Regions from separate parts of the Homo sapiens genome. Here region 1 is linked to region 2. Evidence: read pairs that join two places in POLR2A ChIA-PET (ENCODE). Cell type or tissue: GM12878. All regions are shown on one strand. Links, peaks and the distances in the headings refer to the core of each region. The heading gives the core; the rest is flanking DNA.

Region 1 (11,078 bases), core at 4,113-9,112, 52 kb after region 2:
ATTTTAGAGTTGGTTGGAGTCCTTGTTTAGTCTTTCCATTGACCTTAGGAGGAAGTGGGTCACAGCAGTGAAGTGAGCATCCTGCCTGAGGACACAGAGCTTGTGACAGTACAGTTCAATTAGCAATTATTTTAAGAGCCCCTTTTGTATCATTATGAGAGCCAACTGTGCTAGGGGTTTAGATAAGAATGATTTATGTGGGCCCTGTGTCAGTTATCAGTTTACCAGTCTAATTTCTTGCAGTTCCCAGAATGGGATAGATCACCTGATAACTGTTGAATTCCCTGTCTCCTCCCAGAAGGATTTTAAACAGCTTATAGATAATTATAATACACAAGAGTAAACAAAATGGATGAGAAAATAGGTGAAGGGACAATAATATAAAGCTAGATTAAGTTTACTGTGTTTCTAAGGTCCTGCATATTTACAAAGGGGTGGGCCAGAAATTTGTCTGTTTGCTTCCTATCTGACAAAGAAAAGAGGTAAATATCAGTGGTTACAAAGTTCCTTAAGATAAAAGTAAACCTATTATTCAGGAGAAGCAATTGGTCTCATGGGAGATCTGAGAAACATCTTCCCATGGGTTTTCCTGGATGAGACAATAAAGGACATACATTTTGCAAGGAATACAAAGTGTATTGCAGCGAGAGTGACTCTGTCAAAAGTCAGAATAGCATGGGCCTGGTACCCAGCTCTTTGATAATCATACACCGTGAAGTAGAAGATAGTTTACAGCGAGTACGGAATTCCTTCAGGCTGTCATGTATAAATGTTCTATCTTGCAACTAAGCTTTCGATGACAATTAGGATAAAGTTTGAGGTTCTATTGTCTTGCAGGGTCTGTAATCTTCTGTGTGGAAGGTTAGGGGCACATTCTTCTTCCTGGAAGGAGGGCTAGCATCACTTTATCACCATCGTTGTTTAGTCCATCTAAGACACTGGAGGTAGACCATAGAATGTTACAAAGAAGAATGTTGCTCAATAGAAAAACCATCAGTGCTGAGAGGGTTATGACTATAAATGTAGAGTAGAAAAATTTCTGATTTTTCCAGGAGTATCAGGTTCTCCAGGACTCAGGGGTGACTATAAAGTTAATTTTCAAAATTTGAAAGTGTACTGTGGAAACTAGACCATAAAGTGAGAAAGTTCCATGATATTCTTCACTTGTTAGGAAAACTTAACTGATTTCACATTATATTATAGGGACACTCTGGCATAAAATTAAAAAAAATGAATGTTGATCACTTAGAGTGCTGTGTTTTCTAACATATTTCTGGCGCCATTCTCAAGCTAGATAAACTATAATTTTATACATGTTTTTCAGGTTGTTGCCCAATAACAATGACTCCAAATGGAACTTACTGGCTTGATCAAATGACTTTAATTGTGAAAATTAATGATTTATATTTTTGCTGTCTGATGGAAAACCACTAAGACAGAGTATTTCAAAGTCTGATTACTTGCCATTTGCTCAAGTTGACAACTCTTGAACTGAAACATTTAGCCGAGCTGCCCTTCAGCAGCCTACCATTAATGCCTCCCTTTTAAATATTGCAATATGTCCAGTTCCAGTTGGCCATCTTTATTAGTCACTGTCAGTTTTCTCTAGAATTTCCCAAATGAAATTGTAAATAATTTTGTTTTTCTGAGAACTGCTTGCTGACTAGCACTTTTACATTTCAAAACATGGAGTACCTAACATAGGCCGAAACAAAATTATTTGAATCTCCGTAGCTTGTTTTCTCATTATAACATTCTTAGGAAGGGCTGCTTCACAGAAATATATTTTTTATTTAAGGAGATTACACTTGATGTATCTCACACAACTATAATGAATATTGTAATTTTTGAATAATTAAACTTTCATATCATCTTTAAGCTTATTCAGTATTTTGTCTTTCATTTTTAAGTCTCAGAGGAGCAACTGACTGAATTTGTTGAGAACAAAGATTATATGATATTGTTAAGTGCGTTAACAAATTTTAAAGATGAAGAGGAAATTGTGCTTCATGTGCTGCATTGTTTACATTCCCTAGCGATTCCTTGTAAGTAGCATTTAAATGTTATTTATTTTTTGTATCTGAAAAATTACAATATATCTCATTCTGAGTATATTTTAACAATATTTTTATTATTTAGAAACTTGTGGATGCTCAACCCATTCATTCATTTATTCATTTAATTAATTTACATTCACTGACATTATACTGAAGTTGGCTGTGGGCTTGGTGCTGGAGAAACAATCGTGGAAAATACAGATGTGTTCCTTACCTTTTCAGAGCTTGTAGTACAATGGGGGACACAGATAAGTACAGAGGTGATTACAGTGGCAGAAGTGATGGCAGATGGCAGAAGTACCTAGAGTTAGGAGATCAAATAGGAAGTGAGGCAGTGTCTCTTAGCAAAGATTTAATAAGTGGAGCTTCCTGTGCATGAAGGTGTGACCTGAAGTGAGAATGCAGGCAAAGTGGCCCAGGCAGTGGGCATGGTTAATGTAAAGATGCTGGAGCAAGAGAGAGCAGACTGCCTTCAAGAAGACAAAAGTAGCTCAGTAAAGGTGTGGGGTTATGAGTGTGCGTGCATGCATGCGTGTGTGCCGCTGTGCATGCACATCCCCAAATATCCTATCCGTTTGTGTTTCATTGACAGAGGCAAGGGAGAGCTTGATAAGAGGCAGTAAATGAGGCCAGAGACATGGAGTGGAGAGCATGAAGGGCCTAAAAAGCCACATGAAGGAGTTTGAATTTTATTGTGACTCTTGATTAGCATTTTAATGAGGCTTTGAAATTTAGCCACATTTTTCACCAAAAATATTAATCAGAAGAAATTAATTTGATGTGTATGCTACCAATGATTGCTATTAGGCTAAAATAATGGTTCATATTCTGTTTTGTTTTGTATTAATGGTTCATATTCTGTTTTGTTTTGTAAGTGACCATTAACACTTTGTATTTTATGTATTACTTGTGTGGGTTTCTACAGGATATACATATGCATTTATCTAGTGATATTTTCATCCTCACACATGTGAAGTTTTGAGGATTAGAGTTAAACAATGTACCTGGTATGTAATAAGTGTTCTAAAATCACTGACAGGATTATTAGACAATATGTATTTTATATGTGTGTTGTATACTATATGTAATTGCATTTATGGTTTCAGATATGGAAATCACTGTGTCAATCTGAAGGTGTGAGCCTTCGGTGTAGGCAGAGTAAAACCCAATGCCCTTGTGAAAGAATGCTTTTTTTTGGTGATGTTTATAAAATCACAATGTTTTCTTATCCACAGGAAATTAAACACTGGAAAGTGGGTGGGGCTGAACAATAATAGAGAAAGGCCATGGTTTTACATTTCTCTGAGACATCACTGCCAACAAACTGAATATGTTTTTCATTATACTTTTTCCTTGGCTATATTTATTCATTTATTTATTTATTTTGGGCTGGAGGTTTTTGGAATCCATTGTTTTCCACCCACATTGGACATAACTCCAGTAAAAATGTGTTGATTCATAATGCAAAAGTCAAGAAAGTAGCAGCTAAAAATTAAGAAATCAAAAGTTTTTAAAACACTGATTCTAACTGAAAAACATTTGCTTTTCAGTCTTTAAGTCTATTGTTCTGAGTCAAAGCAGTTCATTTCCTTACGTTGTTAATTTTTTTTCTATGTTTAAGCATTGTAATATACTTTTTGTGAAAACAGTTGATTAGTTTTGGTTGTGCCAAAACAAATACTAAAATGTTTTGCAAACAGCCTTTTTTTAAACAAAAAAAGAACAGTTAACATTTGATGCAGAGATATACATGTTTTCTCCATGTAGGTTCACACCTCACTTCCTTTATTGATTAATTGCTTTTTCTGGTAGAGTCTTTCTTTCCTTTCTGTTTTACCTGTGTTTGTCCCTAAGACTTATATTTTAATATTATGCCTCCTCTCTTTCGTTCTCCCATCTTTTCTTCCACCTATTTTGGAGCCTTCAGGAAGCTTGATTTTGCTGCCTTGTACATTGGTTGCCCTTCTGGAATGGAGGAAACAGGTCATAGCTGATTTTAACTGTTCCATCTGGTGACATATTCTTGATTTTCTTTCTTTTGGTTGGGGAAAAAAAAACAATGCAAAAGTCATTCTCCAATGGGGTTGAGCCTCGTTAAGAAATAGACCCTCCACAATGGTTGAACTAGTTTACAGTCCCACCAACAGTGTAAAAGTGTTCCTATTTCTCCACATCAAAAAAAAAAAAAGGTAAGCAATATAACATGAGCCATATCTAATAGGACTTCAGAAATTATCTATCCTATAGTTCCAGGATGACGATGATGATGGTTGTGATAATGATGAAGATTGTGATGATAGTTATATGGGAGATAAAACTTTAAGCACTTTACATATTAAATTCTATAATATTCACCACATCTATTAAAATATGTTACATTATTGTCCCTATTTTACCAACAAGAAAACTGACCAACAAGATTAAACAACGTGACTAAGTTCACACAACCTGTAACAGCAGAATCTATGTCAATCACAACACAATTAGCAGCTATTTCTGTGGCAATTTTCAATAAAGATGTGTCTGGAAAAAAAAAAAAGAAATAGACCCTCCAATTTATTTATCTGAAAACTTATGACCAATACATTACATTTCCAGACTTTCATTTTCAGTACTTTTCCTTTCATTTTCAGTACTAAAAGTACTCTGAATTTTTCCTTTTTTTGATCTTAAGGCTTTAAGCCAAGAAACAGGAATAAAGTAAATTTTCCTTAATGCCAAAGATTAGTCCTACACCCCATTATGTTATTAATGAACAGCATAGTATTTTTTACAGCTACTTAAAGAACATGATGTTTAAATTTGGAAATGCAGTCATTATGCTGCCATCTATTTACAGTCTATATAAGACGTCTTTGTATGCATATTTGAAAGGAGAACATGGTTACCTTATTGATAATTATGATCTCTTTAAATTCAGGCAATAATGTGGAAGTCCTCATGAGTGGCAATGTCAGGTGTTATAATATTGTGGTGGAAGCTATGAAAGCATTCCCTATGAGTGAAAGAATTCAAGAAGTGAGTTGCTGTTTGCTCCATAGGCTTACATTAGGTGAGTTTCTTAGTTAATATGTCATCACACACTGTATGATATACATATACATATAAAACATATATATGTTGCATAATAATGGATAAGTAGCATATTGACATACTTTGAATGAAAATATTGTAAAATCCCAGAAAAAATAAATTAAAACAAAAAGAAAATACTGTAAATTACCAAACTGTTCTGCTGTGCTTAGATGGACTTTTAAAAGGAGTGTCAAAAATAGATGTGTAGAATGTAAAAGAAGTATTATCTTAATCTTATTTTTATAGATGTAGTTCTATAGATGAGTTTTTTTATTGTTGAGGCTATATTTAAAATATAATTATGTAAGAATTGATACATACAAAAATATGCATAACATATACAATATAAAGCATAATGCAAATAACTCACTATCCAACTTAAATGTTGTATATTCCCAGTGGGGGAAGCTACCCTGGGCTTCTTCCTGCCCTTGCTTTCTCTATAGAGGTTAACACTATCCAGAATTTTGTGTTTACAAATCTTTTGTTTATAAATATGATTTACTACATTTTCATGTTTCTCTAAGCAAAATTGTTAATGTTTGCCTGCTTTTGCTTCATCAAAATGTAATCATACTGTATGTTGTCTTCTGCAATTTTCAAATATCAGTGCTATGATTATAAGAATCAGAAATATTTTTGCATGTGGTTGCATGTAGTATTCTATTATTTGGAAATACCACAATTTATTTTTCCATTTTTCTATCCATGGACATTTGGATTCTTTCTTATTTTATGCTACTACTATCTGTGTTAAAACAGATAACTGAAAAAGAACAGTTAACATTTGGTGCAGAGATATACATATTTTCTCCATATATAAATAAGGGTTAATATTTTAAAAAATATTTATTTGCCATTGGTATGTCCTTCTTTGTGAAATATGCAATCTGTCATTTATCAATATTGTTCACAGGATAGTCTGTCTTTTTAAAACCGATTCATAGATTCTGGATAATAATGTTTTGGTGGTAGGTTATACGTATTGAAAATACCTTCCCTTGAACATCACACTCTGGGGACTGTTGTGGGGTGGGGGGAGGGGGGAGGGATAGCATTGGGAGATATACCTAATGCTAGATGACGAGTTAGTGGGTGCAGCGCACCAACATGGCACATGTATACATATGTAACTAACCTGAACATTGTACACATGTACCCTAAAACTTAAAGTATAATAATAATTTTAAAAAAAAGGAGATGAAGAGGTAGCTGCAGGTTGACTGAGCAAGGGTCATTGTCTATTTGAAGTTTCAAAGGTATCTCTGAAAATAAACACAGTTTTTTGCAAGAGTGAAAAAAAAAAAAAAAAGAAAATACCTTCCCTTGACTTGTAGCATGTCTTTTCACCGTCTTTATGGTGGCTTTTGTGATATAGTTAAATTTAATAATCAGTTCCTTTGTGATTTACTCTTTTTTATGTATCTTGTTTAAGAAATCTTAATCTGTCCTTTCCCTAAGATAATAAATATATTGTATATTTTATTCCAAATCTTACTCGTTTGTTAAACTGTTGCAGTTTGTTTTTGTAAAGAACCCAATTCCCCCTCTTTTTTTCAGTGTGGAGAGCTAGTTACCATCACAGCACAATTTATTAGAGGTTCACCTGTTTCCCAGTCATGTGGTATATAAATATGTAAACATATATGCTTATGTTTCTGTCCTTGGCGTTCTGTTGCATTAATCTGATTTGTCTGAATCAGATTTAAATCTGATGTTAAATATAACACTATTTAAATTAATAGTTCTGTAAGTCCTGATATCTGAAAAGCTAATAGGTCAAGTCACCATACATTCTTTTTTAGGCACAGCTTGCCTTTTTTCTTGGGCCTTTACTATTCCATGCAAATTACAGGATTAACTTGTCCAGTTCCTTGGAAAACACTGTTGAGATTTTGACTGGAATTGCACAAAATATGTGGATCATTTTAAGAAGAACTGACATCTTTACATTATAATTTCTTCTATACATGTCTTGCACATCTTAGTTTTTGCTACGTATCTTATTTTTTATTATTATTGTAAATGGTATTTCTTTTTAAATCATATTTTTGAACTGTGTTTTCATAAAGAAATGCAAATGATTTTTTGTATATTGAACTAACCTACCTTTCTAAACTCTTCGTTAATTCTGACAATTTGTTTCTAAATGCACTTAAGTTCTCTACCTAGCAATTATATAATTTGTAAATAATGACAGTCTGAGTTCTTCCTTTCTGCTTCTTATATTCTTTATTTCATTTCCTTGTCTTCTTACATGAGTCAGAATTATTAATATAGTGTTAAATAGAGCCATTGATACTAGACATCCTTGTCTTGCTCTTTTTCCTGATTTTAAACAGAATATTTTTAATATTCTCCCATCCAAAATAATGCATCTTACAAGGGTTTAAACTTTTAAAAAAAATTTTGTTAAGAAATTTTATTTTATTTCTTCTTTGCTTTTGTTTTTTCAATGTGGGCTTTTAAATGTTTGCTTTTATTTTTACAATGTGGGCTTAAAAATATTAAAATATTTAATTTTATCAAATATACTTAAAATGTAGTAAGTCTTTTTTTTCCTTTTCATTATGTTAATATGAAGAAATACATCTACAGGTTTTCTAATACTAAGCTACTGTGCACTTCCTGATAAATTTAACTTGGTCATTTATTAGATTTTTAAAAACACTTCTAAAAAATCTTCTCTGTTTATTTTCACATATACCAGGTGAGTTTTGGCAGCCTCTTGTTTTTTCTTTTTTACCCTTTCTTTTTTGTTAAAAACATCCTTTTATTTATTTAATGATTAATACATGGCTATTTTGTGTTTTGTATCTGATAACTATATATAAAGTTCTGGGGAGTCTAAACCAACTGCTTCTAGGCTGACTGCCTGTCAGTTGCGGAGCCTTGTTTTCTTGTATGGTTGTGAGTTTCTCTTTTATTGAGCATCCTGAGGACTTAAATTAAAGATGCTCTTTCAGAGGTGTTTGCCAGGAGTCAGAGCACAGGACTGACCTGGGAGCAGTTTAGGATATGATCCAGGCTTAATATGGGAGACTCTGGTTGAGACCTTACCTTGCAGAGAGTCTGAAACTGGTTTGTTGAATGCAGCGCCAGGATTCATGCTTTCCCACAAGACTACTCTGGCGTTCAACTCACAGCTCTTGTTTCAGCTTCTTTTTGAACTCCCTCTGCCCCTCAACACACACCTTGGAAATTTCCTTGATATTTTTGTGAGGACAACAATGCATTTAAAAGTGAGAGTGGTTGCTGAATAATAAGGAATGATCGTTAACTGTTGGACATTGATTCTGATGACATTTTCTCAAAAGGATAACCAGGAATATTTTGTACAAAATTAGGATTATTATAATAGGCATTTAGTTTTTCATTGTTACAAATTTTGAGGAAAATCATTAATCATTTGAAAAAACTAATTGACATGTCTCCATTGTAGCAACTTGTATTTTCACTTCTAGTATCATGATTATATCCCCTGTGTAATTTGGAAATTGATTTTAGCATTAGGAAATTTCCTAGTTTCAGTTAAAATGAATTTTTTGTAAGCTGAATTCTATTTTACATGCACAACTTTAGTTTGTTATTTCTTTCCTTGACAAGCATTTATTGAATGTTGTTATATGACTAAAACTGTAAGATGATAATGTTTTAATATTTTCACATTTCTTTCATAGCTTCCAAAGTGTATATATATACTCACATACTTCATATATATGAATCTACTTATATACTGTATATAAAAATATGTATATAAATATATACACATTGTATATAAATGTGTATATATATTTACACATGTATATAAATATACATACAAATGTATATAAATATACATATTTATACACAGATGTATATAAATATACATATTTATACACAGATGTATATAAATATACATATTTATACACAGATGTATATAAATATACATATTTATACACAGATGTATATAAATATACAAATATAAATATATACATTTATATATAAATATACATATTTATACACAGATGTATATAAATATACAAATATAAATATATACATTTATATATAAATATACATATTTATACACAGATGTATATAAATATACAAATATAAATATATACATTTATATATAAATATATATATTTTTTGATACGTACAACTATCTTGGGAGATGGGATATTGTTATTATTTCCACATTTACAGATGAGGTCCTGTGGTTCATCAATCTTTGTGTTTTATTCAAGATTATGTAAGCAGTAAGGGATGAAATCAGGCTGAGAACCCAAATTTCTTCATCCCTAAACAAAGTATTTCTTCTAAACATGGTATCCATTTACTAGTTTATCTCTATCAGGTGACCCTTTATTCATTATTTTTCATGAGAAGGTTGTAGTTGTACAAAGTGGCTGATATCTGATAATGTTTTAATCTAATTCAAAGTCGATTTCTTAAATCCAGGTGTCAGAGTAGCACACTACTGTACAATTCTCTGTTTCATGTTTTACAATTTACCACAGTCAAGTTACAACTTGCACATGTTACATTAAAATGTGAATTCACCTTAATTTCTTGAAATGAGCCAGAAGAAGAAGTGGTTTTGTTTTGTGATCAGGGAAATGCTACTTGACTGCCAAATTGTCTAGAACAGCACATTAAAGTTGCTTGATTTTATACTGTTAAAATTAAATAAAACATGGCAACTGTCATGTCATATGTAACTTTTGTATTATTCTGTAACTTTTTTTGAAAATAAAAAGTGATCAAATTGATCTTCAGGTAAAGAATCTTTTTTCTCTTGATTATCTCTTAGTGGATGATGATTTGTTCCATTTAATGGGTAGAGAATTTATTGTTGCTGTTATTGTTTCAAAAGTAGCTGAATGAAACTCTTAACTTTTTCTTCATAGTTAAAATTAAAACCTCAAGTAAATAAATATTTAACGTTTTGCCAAACTATGTAATCTAATTATGGGCTTAATGCATTTAAAGGCTTTGTATAATTTGCTACGTATTTTCACACAAGTTACCTGAACATAAGTCCAGTCTTCCTGCTGTTTTCTGAGTCACACAGTGATTCAGTGACCGAACAGCTGTTGGCAGTGGTGTGGGTATAATAGGGAAAAGAGACTGATGGGGACAACCCAAGTTTAGACAAGCTGGTAAAAGTAGAAGAAAATCTTCTTGAAAACACTAGTGATCACTAAGGGCTGTGGAGAATTTTTGCTTGGTGGGTGAATGTGGAAGAGGCAACAGCATGGGAAGGTGTTGGTAAAGGAGCTCCATACTTGCTTAAACTGCCTTTTGATTGTGAGGCCGTTGATGAATATTTAGTTTGGGCTTTAGGTTTTTTATGATACAGGATATTTTCCATTTCTGGCTTTGTATCTCAGAGATCACTTAGTTACACTTATAGATGAATAGGAGTTTCAATTCCTTGTTTTAGAAAGAAGCTTGGTAACTGTTAGTGAGTTACAAATAAGCCAAATAGAAGAAGGTACATATTTCTGCAGTATCAGGTAAAGTTTTTCCTCATAAGGATTTAGACTCTTGGATATCATATTAATTCTCAGAAGAGTGGGTATAAAAAGGTATGGGACTTCTTCCTGGGGTGGGTTGGAGGTGGTGAAATACCTTTTTTTTTTTTTTTCTGAGATCATCATAGACAAGATCAAATAATGGTAAACATGCCAATGAATTTTCTAAGCACTATTCCTTTAAGTGAAAGAAGAGTGTTTCAGTAAAATGATTTAATATTGGGTCTTCCAAAAGATGGATTTAAGAGTTTCAACTTTAAAAGACAGAAAAATTAAGTTATTTTACACAATGAATATTGTCGTGCCGTGTGTCACAGACATGACATGAGAGGGAATCAGAGAACATACAGTTAATACAACGCAAACTAGTATCATTACTTTTGCTCAATCACTTCCATTGTCTAAGTAAGATAATTAAAGGACAGCATAA
Region 2 (11,078 bases), core at 2,860-7,859:
GACCCTAAGCAGTTCCCAGCTTGAATTTTCCCTGTAGCTTAGGGCTTTTGGGGGCCCAAGATATTTTCCTTTCACATTTCCCCCCTTTTCTTTCTAAAAATCTTTTGGAGAAAGCATTTTAGAAGAAAATGAGCCTCAGGTTCCAAGTTTTGTCTGATCTCTCATGGCTAGGATGGTTTATTCCTAGACAGGTAGGTCCTGAGTTATTAGGAAAGGTCATTTTTAGAAGGTTGTGAAGTCTCATATTCTATGAAGAGAAAATACAGAGAGGAAGGGAGAAAAACAACAACAAACAAAAGAACAATCCTGGAAAATTGATATAGGCCACATTACTCTAAAGTCCATACATTAGTAGATAGGTATGAAAGTTGTTTATGTATGTAAATAGGTTGCTGTTATTTTCTTCTGAAGTTTAAGTTGTCTAGCTTCAGTTCACAGGGCTTTACAGAAGCACAGCTTAGTTTTCAGTGACTGCAAATTAGGAAAAATGGGGGAAAGAAGCAGGGGAAAAAATGAAAAATGCTATATTGAAGAGTTGTAGCCAAGAAAAATTAGAATTAGGTCCAAATGGTAGAAAATAATAAAAATGGAAAAACATTAGGCAAGATTAGAATCTAACAACAGGTGTACTATAGTTTTTGAAACATAATTTTTCTGTCTCCAGTTTCCCATTTTTACTAAAGACAAATCATGGTAAGACTGGTTTGTTTTATTATACTGGGTCTAATTATTTGTATACAGTGCAGCAAGAATAATTATTTTTTTACATAGGCTTTTATTTTATTTATTTATTTATTTGAGATGGAGTCTCACTCTGTCACTGAGGCTGGAGTGCAGAGAAGTGATACTGGCTCACTGCAACCTCCGCCTCCCAGGTTCAAATTATTCTTATGCCTCAGCCTCCTGAGTAGCTGGGATTACAGTTGCCTACCACCACACCTGGCTACTTTTTGTATTTTTGGTGGAGGAAGAGTTTCATTATGTTGGCCAGGCTGGTCTCAAACTCCTGACCTCAAGTAATCCGCCTGTCTCGGCTTCCTAAAATGCTGGGATTACAGGTGTAAGCCACTGTAGCTGGCCTTACATAGGCTTTTAAATTCGATTTGATGGAACTGTGTTCCACAGAAAGAGTCCCAGATAAGACTTTCTAAAGCCGAGCCAGGCTATGGATTTGTGCCATTAAATACCTATGAGTTCAACGATCCTCTCCTCCTGAGGTTCCAAGATAAACTTAGGGCTCCTGGCTCCTGTTAGAAAGTGACAATCCTTACTTGCCACAAGTCAGAAAACATGTACAGGGGCTATGTAGACAAAGGTATGAGGCCAGTTTTTCCAAGGGTCTTTTATTTGCTCCATAAATCAAGTTTCATTCCTTAAAGGAAAGCACACCATTTCAGTAAAAGCCTTGGTAAAATAACCAGTTTCTCGAATTATGTCCTGTTATAAATGAAAGATTCTTATTACACTTATGCAAATAACTATATTGTCATAAGTTAAGAATACTCACAAATAGTTTCCAAATTTTGGAGAAATCAGGTAGAGAGAAAAAAATATGCTCCAAATTTTGTTCACAGGAGTATACCTTACTCAATTATTAAAAGCTGTAAACAGCTTAAAAGTTTTCTTGACTCTGGAAAACAAAATAAAGAATCAACAATATTTTAACCAAAAAGTTAAAAAGATTACTTTAGTCTTCTATTAGTTCAGTTCATGCAGTTTACTCCTGTTCTCCTTGATATTCATGAATATTTCAGCTCTCCATGAGAGTATTGAAAGTTTTTTCCTCCATTGTAATGTCACAATCTCCAAAGTTATCAGAAACCTGCTTTTAAGGACACCTGTTAGAGTTCTATAGCTGATTATAAAACCACATTCTAAGGAGGAGCAAAACAAGACAACAATTGTCCATGGATGACAAAAAGTTTTATGGCAGTCATAGTCAAAAACACAATTGATAAGGAAATTTGTTACCTCTGTGGCACACAATAATTTAACATAACAATTATAATTATTACTGATAATGTACACTATTATAATTATTACTGATAATGTACACTTAGTCACATCAGAAACATAGAAGTTTCCCATAATTTTGGAACACATAGCAGTAACATATTTGTACAAATACAGCCTAAAGAAAAACAAATGTCATTTCATATTTGACAATGTTTCCTGTATAATTTGTATACGAAATAAGCCAAATTATATCATTTTTGGACTTTAGGGAAACTAATGTCTTAAAGGATCAGTTAGGTCAGAAAAAGACATGTTATAATTTTATTTTGGAAAGCTTGTCAAATATCAAAGGTTTAAAACACTTGATGTCACAGGTAATTGTACAATAAATCATTTATTTGACCAAAGTGATAACTCAAGAATTTCAAAAAAAAGGTAAAAACCTTCATTCTTTGAGAGAGGAGACTGAATTTTCCAAACAATAAGCCCTAATAAAAACAACATGAAGCCAATTAGATTTATTTTCCCAAATTTCATAAACAATCTGTAAAATTTTAATCTTAACAATAAGATATAACTTCCATAAGCCTTTCATAACTTTTATTTAGGAGGTGGTAAATGCTTCAAGAAAACCTTGTTAATCTGAAATGGGCCTATATGCTGGTATTGCATCAGTGTGCCTTTGACATTAATTATTTATTTATAGAGAAACTGAACTTACTTTATCTCTCAATATCAGCCCTTCCAATGTCACACTCCCACCTCTTCCTCAATAGTCTCTGGGACTTGAGGACTTGAATAGCTTTAACGTCTGTCTGTGTTTCAGGAATGCAGTTTATTTTGATTGGTGTCTTCTACCAGACCTGAAGATGGGGCTTTAATTACCATCAGTGTTTAAAATTTAGCAGGACTTTGTATTCTTTTTAGACACAGGAGTCGAAGCCCTGTAACTCAATTTCACAAGTACTTTAAAAGTGCATACAGACAGATACATGGATGTAATAACCTTAACTAAAAAAAAAGATTAATTTCAGTTTTTTTCCTAAGAAAACCAAACCATATTAATAATAATATGACAACTTGATTATTTAAAACTTTGGGGTTTCTAAAAACTAAATCCTCTTACTATAACTTACACAGACCATTCATGACATGCTTCAACTGTATGGTTTGTTCTGAACATCCCTCTTTCTTAAATAAGCAATCATTTTACTCTAGGACTAAATTTACCATACAGGAGATTCTTTTGTATATGAAATTATTTCTCGTAAAGCTTTCTTAGCAAGAAAAACCTATTTATTTTTATAACTTTCTTTACATCTCTTTTATTTCCTGGTTCCTTTTACCTTGTGTTTTTTGAGATGGAGTCTCGCTTTGTCGCCCAGGCTGGAGTGCAGTGGCGTGATCTCAGCTCACTGCAAGCTCCGCCTCCCAGGTTCAGGCCATTCTCCTGCCTCAGCCTCCCAGGTAGCTGGGACTACAGGCGCCCGCCACCACGCCTGGCTAAATTTTTTTGTATTTTTAGTAGAGACAGGGTTTCACCGTGTCAGCCAGGATGGTCTCGATCTCCTGACCTCGTGATCTGCCTGCCTCAGCCTCTCAAAGTGCTGGGATTACAGGCGTGAGCCACCGCACCCGGCCACTTTTACCTTGTTTTATACATGACCTTTAAGTAAGCTTTGAATTAGACAAAAATTGCTCACCTTTTTTTTACAGGACACACCTTTTTTTTTGAAAGAATGTTTTCCTACAAATATATTTTTATTGGAAAATACCCAAATAATAACATATCTATTATTTAACTTAATATAACTTTAGATTCTAAATTTTAACAAGTTTGTGTACAAATATTTATCCTATTACATTTACCTAATTATTTTATTTAAATGTTTACCTAGAGTGTTTATGAAAACTGTGATAGTTATCATTTAAGTTATGGATCTGTCATTGCAAAATTATAACTGAGACAGTGAAGAAAATTTGACTTAGCTGACTCCATCTTGCTTTTAACCTTCAAGCTATCCTTGTCCATTCCTTGGTGTAGACTGAACTAACTTTGGGAGGAATTTATAGTTTAGCTTTAAAAACAGGCAATAACAAACTTTACTGCCTGTGGACTAGACCGCCTAAAGCCACAAGATTAGAAGTTATGATAATCTTATTAAATTCAAGATGTAGCTATTTTTAATAAACCAATATTAATGTCTTATTTAATTAAAGATTACACAAGCAAAGATCATTCTGTTTTGGCCTGGATTTATAGTTTTGTAACCTCTATGCCAAATTTTGACACCTTGGAGTACTTGTCAGGGATAAGTATAAAATTGCTTGACTAATAAATGCTAACAAAAATGTATACTGTCAAATTCTTATGACATTTCTAATATTATTTTACCAATAATTTTAAAGCCAGCTTATTTATTAAAGATTTTACTTAAGTAATATGAAGTTGAAAAAGCATTTTACTAGTCTTTTGTTTAGTATCTGATTTTAATTCCTTTTTTGTTAAGCCAATTAATTACAGCTCTTTTATATATTTTTAGTAGTGAAACATTGTATACACAACACATAAATATATAGAAGTATTAGGCATGCCAGTAGAAGTACATCTTATAGATTCATAAAGACTTCTTTCTTTTCCTTTTTTAAAAAAACCTTACCCTAGGCCATTGTCAGCTAAATAGCCTTAAATTTGCATATTAAAGGAAACAACTCCTTTAATCAGATAACAAAATTTACGTCATAAGGTATGAAGAGAAAGTCTGGTGAGCTAGAGGAAAATTAAAACGGATTTAATGGCTGATTAAACATAAAATTATAGAAGTCTATTATAAAGGCCCTCAAATGTATACACATACACATATGCATATACACATACACACACGAAGATTCTATAGCTTTTACCTCAGTACTCTAGCCTTTTGATACATACACATTAGCCAGCTTGCAAAAATAAAAAAATTAAAAAAAGAATACCTGTTAGATCCAAACAGCTGTTTTTATCTCAGTAGAAAAGTAACAGCAGATTTAAAGCAGGCAGAAATGAAAATGGAGATAAAGGGAACCTAGGAACTCTATAGTTTGCAGGTTGACCTCAGGGCACTTTTTCATTAATGTAAATGTACACAAAGACCATATTACTTTCATTTTATTCTGGCAAGTAGAAGTGCCATAAAACCTACATAGTGCTTGAAAGCAGGTCATTCTCCTTGTTTTCTCCTAATTCTTAGATTATCTGTTTCCTGCTTTTCTTTTTTTTTTTTTTTGGTCTTAAAAGGAGGAAATGAGCTGTGGCCTGGGGTTTTTGTGTGGTGGATTGATGCATGCTGCTTGTAGGCAGGACTCCATAGTGTGTCACCACTGAATTGTTTCCACCCCTTATGTGTCTCAGTTTCTCTCTCTTTTGAGACCTCTGAGAGGGCTCAAAATGCCGGGTGATCAGCCCTTATATGTGTTTCCTGGATGAGCCATTTTTAAAATTAATTTTTGTTGGGGATTTTCCTGCAGGGCCATTGCATGTCATAGGGGTCAACCCCTCAGACACTCTCACGAAGGCCCCCGTCACCCATGGGTGCCTTTCGGCTGGGAGGCCTTTTCTTTTCAGAACTGAGAAAACTCTGTCTCTTATTTACCTATGAAAACAACAGTTCAGTTCCTCATGCAAATGCACACAGACGAACCGAATTGAGATTATTTTGGGAGAAAAAGCAATAAAGAAAACCCTTTAGAATGCGTCTCCGAACTAGAATTAGGATCCTTAAGCAAATAACTTCCTAGGCAAGAAAGGAAATAAAGACAGCCAAGACCAGGTCCTGTAAACTGTATTCAGCTGCTTGTAAATTTGTAGCTGTCATTCGACATTATACACACCAACATCAAATCCTCTCACAGTGCAAGGTTATCTCTGGTATTCCCAAATCCATAGAGGTCAGGTCATGCAATACAGGAAAACAGAGCTTTAGACCAAAGAAGAATCTGCCCATGGCTCTTAAAACTCCCCAAAGAAAACAGAACACCCAAAAGGCCAAAAGGGGTGAGTGGCACCTTTGTTTTGAATTCTTTAAAGGAGTTCAAGTCATTAGAAGCCTTCTCTAGATTTTTTTGGTATTGCAGGAAGCAAACATAAAAACCAAGTGCACGTTTTTTTTGTTGTTGTTTTTTGTTTTTTTAATTCTCTTTTGCAGCTGTAAGGAATTTGGGCCAGATTAGAGAAACCTTGTTACCTATAATTTTGAATTCTTACTCTTATTTGACCAAGTCAGGTAGAGTTGATCAAATCTGATGGGAGAAAGACCAGAACAACCAACAACAACAACAACAACAACAACAACAACAAAACTCCAACAATATGATCAATGAGTGCTCTAATGGTAAGGAGAAATTAAGACCAGCTGGTTGTTAAACTTTAGTCAAGACAAAAACTCCCATGCGGCTGCTTACCTAGGGATGGGTCTCAGGCTGAAGAATGCTTTCTACCATTCTAGAAGTAGGAAAAAACTCATCTTCCCTGCTGGGAGCGAGCTCAAACTCCATAAAGGAGTTACCTGCCTTCCATCGTCGTCGTCATCGTCATGGAAACAGGAAATCTTGTCTTCCTGGTTGAAAGCCAGTAAAACTCCAAAAAATGGAGTTGTACAGCAAAATAAACTTTAGATCTCGACCAAATTTGGGGAGATAAGGGATTCTCTGGAGGTGCTGCTCCCAGACCTCAGCAAATTGTCCTGTTGTTTTGAGCCATAGAGTTAGCTGATGTTGGCACCAAGCACTGAAAGGAGATTTGTCAGATGTAAACCCTGAAAATCTGAGACAGGTCTCAGTTAATTTAGATAGTTTAGTTTGCCAAGGTTGAGGACACACACCTATGACACAGCCCCTGGAAGTCCTGACAACATGTGTCTAAGGTGGTCAGAGCAGAGCTTGGTTTTATACATTTTAGGGAGGATGAGACATCAATTGACACATGTAAAATGAACACTGATTTGGTCCAGAAAGGCGGGACAATTTGAAGCAAAAAAGCTGGACAACTCAAAGTGGGGACAGGCTTCAGGGCACAGGTAGCTGAGAGACAAACAGTCACATTCTTTTGAGTTTCTGATTAGCCTCTCCAAAGAAGGCAATCAGATATGCATTTATCTCAGTGAGCAGAGGGATGACTTTGAATAGAATGGGAGGCAGGTATGCCCTAAACAGTTCTCAGCTTGAATTTTCCCTTTAGCTTAGTGATTTTGGGGGCCCAAGATATTTTCCTTTCACAGTGATAATGTTCCATCAGTCTGTCCTTTCCTATTCTAAAACTTGGTGGTCTGGTGAAGAAGTTTACCTGTGTCCTATCTACATCCATCGTCATATTATGCTCTTTGACTTTACCTTATTTCATCTGTTCAGACTAAACAGTCATAAGTATTTGCTCCTATAGAAGCAACTTTGTCTCCTATGCTACTTTAGTATTCTCCTTTGATCCGCTCCAGATTTGTTAAGTCATCTTTAAAGTTTCTTCACCCAGAACTTCTTTTGACTTCCTTTGAGACAATGTGGATACTAAAGAAACTAAGCTAGACAACCTGCCTGTTTCACAATTTCCTTCCTTTCTGAAAAATAACTGGTGTTTTATTGATTCTTTTGACCAAATAATACCCTATACTGATGTTTTGAAGGCCTAATTATGCTCCTGTCTTTGCTAGTTACAGTCTTTGTCTTATTAATAGCGTATGGATTATTTTTCCCTCAATAGGTTATGTTGCTTTTTTCCCAGTTGAACCTTATTTATTATTTTGAGGCCCGGCTGCATTGCCCAATCTGCAAATACTGTTCTTGCTACCTCTTGGGCACCACCACACTCTCAAGTACAATATAAGACAGGAGGAACAGAACACACTGCTTCCATCAAAGTAAATCATGCTTTTTCATCTTCTTCCTACTTCATGCTCAGGAACATAAATCTCAGTAGAATCTCTAGAGGGCCTATCCCATAATGTAAGCTCTAGGGCTTAACCACTGATATGTACAAGGTTAGTAAATGAAGCCTATGGTTCTGCGACCAGACTGGGGATGTTATCTGGGTGGCTTTGACCCCAGTACATCAGACTCATGAGTCATAGATGACCCCTATTCTTATGCTGAATGCGCCACTGTCCTCAAGGTAAAAACTATCTCCACTAGAGAGTAGGAGGGAGAATACCTATAGCCAATGTGCTTTCCTTCCTGTGAGGCTGTTTGTTATTGATGCCACTCAGATGTGTTTTCTATCTTTACCCAAACATTCTGACATCATATTCTTTGTAACTATTTCCTTCATTTCCTATTCAACATATTTCTGTAAGGTCAGTAAAAAGATAAGATTCAGTTCTGTAATCTATATTATATCCTTAAATACAGTTTGTTTTTTTAAGTAAATGGAACATGAATTCAGTGACAAGTCAGAAAGAAGACATGCTCAAATCAATTGGCCCATGTTTAGCAAAAATAATTTGGCAGAGCACCTACATTGGTCATAAGGCCTTCATTAATTTAATAAATATTTATTTAGTCCTTAATATGTTCCAATCACTTTTATATTTGAACAGGCCAATGTGGTACCTCATTCTTTTGGAGGCTTACAAACTACCAGAAAAGAAAAACAGTAAACTAGTAAATCTAATTATATAGAAGAAGGAAGTGAGCTCTAAGAATTAAAGATATACAAAAACTGAATTTTGAGGGAAGCAATAACAATAAGAAATGCATATTGCCAGGCACTTTATATATATTAACTTTTAATCTTCATAACAGCCTTATATCAGTTTGCTGGGGTTGCCATAACAAAACACCACAGATTAGGTAAACAACAGAAATTTATTTTATCACAGTCGTGGATGCTGAAAGTCAAAGAAAAAGATGCTGGCAGGTTAGTTATCTTCTGAGCCTCTCTCCTTGCCTTGCAGGTGGCTGCCTTCTCACTGTGTCCTCATGTGGTTTTTCCTCTGTGCATGCTTACACACACACACACACACACACACACACACACACAGAGAGAGAGAGAGAGAGAAAGAGAAGAAGGGAGGGAGACAGAAGGGAACAATTAATTCCAAGAAATAAGATCTCTCATAGGCAATGAACTTTAATACACTAGTTTGTCCAGTAAAGAAACATGGGACAATAGATATCAGCTTCTCCCCAATTTTCCTATTAAACAAATCTCTCTTCTTTTGGGAAGTAAAAGGGTGGACAGAATGATGGCAGCGTTTTCCCCAGAACATCCCCAAGGTAGGGTAAGTATTGAAGGAAGGTCACTAGTACTTCTTGAAAGGCGAGAAGATTTGGTGAGAGTATCTATTTTATGACCCAACCCAAGAAAGAAATGTGAAGAGAGGAAGATAACAACTTTCTCCACATTTATCACTGAGGATTTCTAGATGTGCATTTATGTGTGCCAAAAAAAAAAAGAAACACTAAGGCTTTATAAATTTAGAAAGGCTAGTTATCACAACCAGTAAACTAGTAAAAAAAGTTAAAATATACTATATTATGCCCTAAAGGGGATATATCAGAATGGTCTGTGGGTCAGGAATGGAAGATACCTAGTCTGAAAAAATTATTCTAGTAATTCTGAAAGGGCCCTTCAATTCCCCTCTGCCCTCTTTCCCAACACACATTAATTAAGAATCATTGATCTCAAGCAAGAAGGGAAAAGTGTCAAAAATAAACCCTTGGGAAATATCAATATTTGGGATTTAAGGAAATGAAGATAAAATTATGAAATAGACCAATAATTTTCTAGAAAATTAGGAGAATGCCAGAGCAAAGTAGATTCCTAAAAGCCAAAGGTGCAGATGGTTTCAAGAAAGGAGGAGTAGTTAATATTAAATGTTGCTTAAAGGTCAATTATCATTAGTATTATTATGATTTCAAATGAAAATGTACCAGTTGTTTCACATCTGTTATCTCATTTGATCTCTCAACAATTGCATGAGGTGAAACTGAAGATTAGAGATGTTAAATAACTTGCTGGGATATAAATTCAGGCCTGTAGGATTCCAAAGACCACCCTATTTCCACACTGTTCTGTGAAGTCATTGGTGGTCTTGGTGGGAGTGGTTTTGGTAGATATTGGGCACAGAAGCCAGAAAGCTTTGAATTGACACAGTTAATAAAATTTAAGAGCGGATAGGCTATGAGGACACCCGAAGTTTAACTGACTTCGGTTTAAATTTTAAACTTTTAAACTTTAAAGTTTAAAAGTTTAAACTTTAAACTTCAGTTAAAGTTTAAAATGAGAGAGATGGAACCAAAGAAGGGAAATGAGTTCATCCTGTGTTTTGCTTTGTTTATATGATGCAGTTTCATACAGTGATTTAGATCACATGCTCTTCATCCATACTGCATCTGCTGGAATCCCGGGCTGCCCATCAGCCATGTGTTATTTAATCTTTGAGTTACTAAATGATATTGAGTTATTTTAAAATTTAGTTTCCAAGAATATTTATTGTTTGTTTCTTTGTTGTATTTTGTTTGGAGACAGGGTCTTGCTTTGTCACACAGGTTGGAGTACAGTGACATGATCATAGCTCACCATAATAAATACTACATTCACACTGTCTTTTACTTTGCTACTGAGTTAGTATCCAGAGACACAATATTGTGTAGGATACTTAAGAGCTTTTATGTATATGATAACACTTTTTGTTGTTGTTCCTAGTCTTAGAAATAATTGCAGTGAACAATACAGGTTTGAGCTGCACAGGTTCACTTCTATGCAAAGTTTCTTCCACTGCTGCCACCCCTGAGACAGCAAGTCCTACTCCACCTCTTCCTCCTTCTCCTTTGCCTACTCAACATGGAGACACTAAGGATAAAGACGTTTATGATGATCCACTTCCATGTAAGGAACAGTAAATCAATTTTTTCTACCTTACAATTTTCTTTACATTTTCTTTTCTCTAGTCTACTTTATTGTAAGAATTCAGTATATAATACATATAACTACAAAATATGTATTAGTCAACTGCTAAATCTTTTTTTTGAGACAGCGTCTTGCTTTGTCTCCCAGGCTGGAATCCAGAATGCAGTGGCACTATCCTAGCTCACTACAGACTTGAACGCGTGGTCTCAAGTGATCCTCTTACCTCAGCCTCCTGAGTAGCTAA

What was found. ChIA-PET counts read pairs that join two places held together with the same protein. Peaks named below come from ENCODE experiments on the same cell type or tissue, not always from the same donor. Only the 100,000 strongest peaks of a DNase experiment are listed, where the experiment ranks them.
Region 1: POLR2A ChIA-PET joins it to region 2 with 5 read pairs; 3 of 35 experiments call an interaction of 5 or more read pairs at or near these places.

The regions. Positions count from the first base shown.
Region 1 is chr12:40,238,573-40,249,650 of GRCh38, forward strand. LRRK2 (leucine rich repeat kinase 2) reads left to right here. Exons shown (of 51, transcript NM_198578.4): 6 at 1,911-2,045; 7 at 4,978-5,109. Among named protein-coding and RNA genes, the nearest start is that of LRRK2, 19 kb to the left of the region's middle. In GM12878, for the core only: no CTCF peak of the experiment used is centred there; no DNase peak of the experiment used is centred there.
Region 2 is chr12:40,187,576-40,198,653 of GRCh38, forward strand. All of the region lies in intron 1 of LRRK2-DT (LRRK2 divergent transcript), which reads right to left. Among named protein-coding and RNA genes, the nearest start is that of LRRK2-DT, 31 kb to the right of the region's middle. In GM12878, for the core only: no CTCF peak of the experiment used is centred there; a DNase peak (open chromatin) is centred at 5,406; H3K4me3 peaks cover 900 bases; H3K27ac peaks cover 1,448 bases.